Linked DNA regions of Homo sapiens: region 2 is linked to region 1. A link is a loop called in an ENCODE intact Hi-C map of the cell type or tissue named here. Cell type or tissue: psoas muscle. All regions are shown on one strand.

Region 1 (2,500 bases):
CACTAAAATAACCTTCTGATCTTTAGTCCCATTTTTCATGTTCTTAAATATTAGAGGACAATGGTACCTATATTCTGATAACTGGAAAGTTATTTTCTTTTCTGAATGGATCTGCTTTCTATCAATTAGAGGATGTGTCTCAAAAAGCAGAAAAATATTCACATACCATTGGACCTACACATTCTAGTTTTAGCAGTCTACACCAGGGAAATGATTTTAAATATGGCAAAGCTTAATGTCCTTAATGTCTAAATGATACTCATTGAAGCATCGTATATAATAGCAATAACTAAGAAACAATCTATATGACCAATGGTTGGATAATAGTTAAATAAATTGAAATACTACCTTTCACTAGTGTACTAGGAAGTCATTAAATATAATGCTTATAAAAACACAGAACTGGGGAAATTTATGTAAACATTAGTGGTATTTTTTATGCTTTTTGGTCATGAATTAAGATCTTCTGCCCCTTCCCCCCAGGCTGATAATACCTGAGAAAACTAAGGACTAATGAAAACTAACTAAGAAAATCCACTCACAGTTATTGCTATAACACTTTAAGCCTCAAATTATCTTGATTTGAAGGGACACCTCTATCCCTAAGAGAAAGTACCACCAAAAAAGGCATTATCTTTCTTACTTCACACCCACTTCCATCTTTACCATGAAGGTGACTGCAACAATTAAGAGGGCAGAAAGCCATCTTGGCCAACCTCTTTGGCTTGAGGATATGAAGTGATAGCTCAGCCCCACGTGACAATCAGATCTGTTATTTGGACACATATAAGGATCCGGGGATTCTTGGAAACATTTGGGCAAGAGAACCCTAAATAAGAAATTTGACTTTCTGCAGCAAGCAATGAGGGTTTAGGGTATTAAGATAGTGATGTTAGATGGTGAGCTGGGACTTTACCAGCGCAGGACAACCAGACACATTGGTTATACGTAGAATGGCTGTCTCACAGCAGAAATTGTCTTCTTTTAAGGAAGAATAGATCCATCTGGTGGCCTTTAGTGGATAATTCTACCAAAGGTCTTTTTAAAAAGCCTTCTCAGCTTTAGCCGCAGTTAATTTTAGAAAGCTGGCTATGAACCAGATGAAATTAAGCCAAGTGCTGGAAGAACCCCCTGTTCCCATGCCTCCTCTAAACTCTCTGGCAGCGTTGAAAGCAGAGATCTTGTGTTGTCAGTTCAACACCAACACTGTGTCATAAGCTACTAGTACCAAGGACATGTAAATGCCTGCCCAATATCTTCCAACTGAAGTATTCAGATGAAAGATCAAGAAAATGGGGCCAAAATTTACTTTCAAATGGAAAAAATCTGCAATTTTTTAATGAATATAATAATTGTTAAATGGGTTATAACTATATTATAGTTAAAACAAGTTTTTAAAAGGGATTAGAAAATGATACTCAGAAATATTCATCTAAAGGATAACAGAAAAACTAGTCAGGGGATCATACCAATGATATAATTTGAATGAAATTGTTGAGGCCCAAAGAAAACAGACTTCTTTAGGTTATAGTGGAAGTCATTCTAAACAGGTCTTTATTATTATTATTATTATTGAGACAGAATCTTGCTCTGTCGCCCAGGCTGGAGTGCAGTGGTATGATCTCAGCTCACTGTAATCTCCGCCTCCCGGGTTCAAGTGATTCTCTTGCCTCAGCCTCCAGAGTAGCTGGGATTACAGGCATGCATGTCATGCCCCGCTAGATTTTGTATTTTTAGTAGAGACAGGGTTTCACCATGTTGGCCAGGCTGGTCTCAAACTCCTGACCTCAAGTGATCCTCTTGCCTTGGCCTCCCAAAGTGCTGGGATTACAGGCGTGAGCCACCACGCCTGGCCTAAACAGGTCTTAATCACATCATTCCTTCATTTTATAACTATTAACTAAACAACTTTTAAGTGTGAGGTACTGTTAGGCTCTGAGGACACAAAAATGTTTTATGTATGGAGATAGAGGACAGCTAGAAGAGATAGAGAGGAAAACAAAAAATTCCAATTCAATATGCTGTGTTGTGCCTAAGAAACTTTTGACATATTAACTCTCAGATATCCAATTTAAGTTTTAAAAGACTTTGTATTGATAAAGCAATGCAGTTTATGTGAACCAAGCAAAATGTAGCACCTCAAAGATGACTCATTCCTCAATCTGTGTTTGTTTTTTATTACAAAACTAAAAGCACAAATGTGAGTGACTCAGAATATAAGGTTTTTATTCACAGATGACCTGATCATGTATGTAGAAAATCCTAAAGAATTCACACAAAAAAAGCTACTAAAGCATTGTGCATTTGGCTAGGTCACAGGATACAAGGTCATTATATCAAAATCAATTGTATTTTTACATACTGGCCATAAACATTTGGAAACTGGAAGTTAAATATAAATACATGAAATAACATGAAACATTTTAGGATAAACTTAACAAAGTATGTGCAAGACCTAAACACTAAAAAATATTTCTGAAAATATTAAAGAAGATCTAAA
Region 2 (2,500 bases), 51 kb before region 1:
CAGTTTCTCCTCTAGGAAACAAGGAGGTTAAAACAGACCCTTTCCTTTCAAAATGAGGTCCTTAGACCATCAGCTTCATCTGGATTTTGTTACAAGGAAAGAGTCTCAGGCCTCACCCTGGTCCCACTGGATCAGAATCTGCATTTTAAAAAGTTTGCCCGGGTGATTCCTTTGCATGTTGAAGTTTGAGAAGCTATGGAATATGGATTTCTTAATATCTGCCTGATCCAGATTTCGGATTCTGTGCCTGTCAAGTGTTTAAAAGAACAAGTACTTTAATCCCCTGCAAACAATCTGGCAGTGCTCAGATTATCTATTATAAATCCAGCCCACTGAGGTCTTTTCTTCAATGAGGCCTACATTAACCTAAGTTGAAATGATTTCCTTTTCACCTTAAAAAAAAAAGCAGCCCCAATTAGCATACATCTGACACCACTCTACTTTCTTCCTAAATTTGTTTCAAATTACTCTCGCAGCTTTTAAAATGCTGCCTTTTTAAGGGTTCAGTTTAATTCAGTTCAATCCTATTCAATGTTCTCGTTGACTGAGTGCTGGGGGCAGTGTTTGCTCTACTCACTCTCAGTCCCTAGAAGCCCATTTGGTGGGTCCTTAAGAAGTATTATCACCCTCTGTTGATATTCCGGTCAGACCTCCTTCCACTGCCTGCACACACCTCGCTGGCGACAACACTTGTGCCCATCATTGGAACCTCTCTCACCATTCTCACCATCACAGCAACTTTGCCAGGTTCTGCCAACTGCCACAGCCAATCACAAGAGAGAAGGCAAGTCTCAAGGACCACACTTTCCTTTTTTCTTGATGAGCAGAATAATGCAGATGAGCAAAAAAATTTACAAATTTTGGCCTAGGAAACAAAGATGCCTTCAAGTTGTCTTTATGGCATCTACAAAGTTTCAGTCCTAAAGCAGTACTATTTGAATTCCTAAGTGCTTAAGGAATGGCTCGTGGTGATTAAAGGGGGCCGAAAGTGGGGGGAAGTGTGGAGGCTTACATTCTTAAAAGAGTGAGGAAATAATTTTTAAAAAATAGAATTTGAATATCATCAAACTGACAGTGGAATATAAGATACATTGGAGTGAGGGGGACTGAAAATGGAAAGACCAGACATGGCTACAGGAGGGCAGTGGGAACACATGAAGGCCTGGAGGAGGGAGGTGACCATGAGAATGACCTTCCTCATAGAGTGACTCATCTATTACACACTCCCTATTTCATCTCATTGGATCCTTGTGCAACCCTATTGGTTATTATAGGCCCCCTTTTTTTTTTTTTTTTTTTTGAGACAGAATTTCACTCTGTTGCCCAGGCTGGAGTGCAGTGGCATGATCTTGGCTCACCACAACCTCTGCCTCCCAGGTTCAAGTGGTTCTTGAGCCTCAGTCTCCCGAGCGTCTGGGATTACAGGTGCCTGACACCACACCCGGCTACTTTTTTGTATTTTTAGTAGAGACAGGGTTTCTCCATGTTGGCCAGGCTGGTGTCAAACTCCTGACCTCAAGTGATCCACCTGCCTTGGCCTCCCAAAGTGCTGGGATTACAGGTGTCAGCCACCGTGCCCTGCTTATAAGTCCTACTTTTGAATTAATAAATTAGCTTTAGGTAGATTAACTTGTCAAAAATCACTCAGCTTATTCATGGGAGTGCTCATTGATTTACTTTATATTGGGGGTGTCAGGTAAGGACTCTCTGTGGAGGTAACATGTAAGCAGAAAACTAAGTGGCAAGAAGGAGTCCACAGAGCAAATACAGAACAAGAGGAGAATTCTCGTAGAAAGAGCAGGTACACAGGCCCTGTGCTGGAATAAGTGACAAGACCAGAGCAAAGTGCATAAGGGTGGGAGGTCAGGCAAAAGAGCAAGCAAGGGAGAGCTCATGCATGGCCTCATGGGCCAAGAGAAGGACTTCAGAGTTTATTTCCTTGTGAAGGGAATCCACTGGAAGTTTTAAGTTGGGGAGTAATAACCTAGTTTTGTAAATTGTGAAAAATTACGCCTTCTGCTGGTAAATATTGCCAATCCATTCTCCCCAAAATAGGAGCTTTAAAATTCCCCTGTCTTAGCAGTCAACATAATATGATTTAGATTTAAATACTACAAAGATTCATACAGAGCTAGATTTTTCTAGATGTGCTAGATGTAGTTTAAATGGAATATGAGTTGGTGGAAGGACCTGGTGTGTGAACTGAGACATGGTGCAAAATAGAAGGAGTGAGACTGATTATAAACCCATTGCACTACACCGGGTGAGCAAGGATGATGCCTGGCATTGGGCAGTGGTGGAGATGGAAAGAAGTGGGCAGAATTTGCCCACTCCTTTTCCAGATCTTTTGTCAAGGCCTTCCCACCTAATTGGCAATCCTCCCACCTTGGTCTCCCACAGTGCTGGGATTACAGGCATGAGCCACTGAACTGGGCCCAATTTACACCTTTCTGCGTGGTCCACACAGCACCACAATCTGCATCAAATCAAGTTGCTGCCC

The links. Hi-C counts contacts between places; a loop is a spot of excess contacts. Peaks named below come from ENCODE experiments on the same cell type or tissue, not always from the same donor. Only the 100,000 strongest peaks of a DNase experiment are listed, where the experiment ranks them.
Region 2: it touches region 1 in a loop (4-fold over the local background); 14 of 110 quality-filtered maps call a loop at or near these places.

The regions. Positions count from the first base shown.
Region 1 is chr3:121,647,680-121,650,179 of GRCh38, forward strand. All of the region lies in intron 3 of HCLS1 (hematopoietic cell-specific Lyn substrate 1), which reads right to left. Among named protein-coding and RNA genes, the nearest start is that of HCLS1, 12 kb to the right of the region's middle. In psoas muscle, a CTCF peak has its summit at 1,014 (motif pointing left); no DNase peak of the experiment used is centred here; H3K27ac peaks cover 1,494 bases.
Region 2 is chr3:121,596,380-121,598,879 of GRCh38, forward strand. All of the region lies in intron 1 of FBXO40 (F-box protein 40), which reads left to right. Among named protein-coding and RNA genes, the nearest start is that of FBXO40, 4.3 kb to the left of the region's middle. RefSeq lists a silencer at 1,110-1,310. In psoas muscle, no CTCF peak of the experiment used is centred here; no DNase peak of the experiment used is centred here; H3K27ac peaks cover 2,500 bases.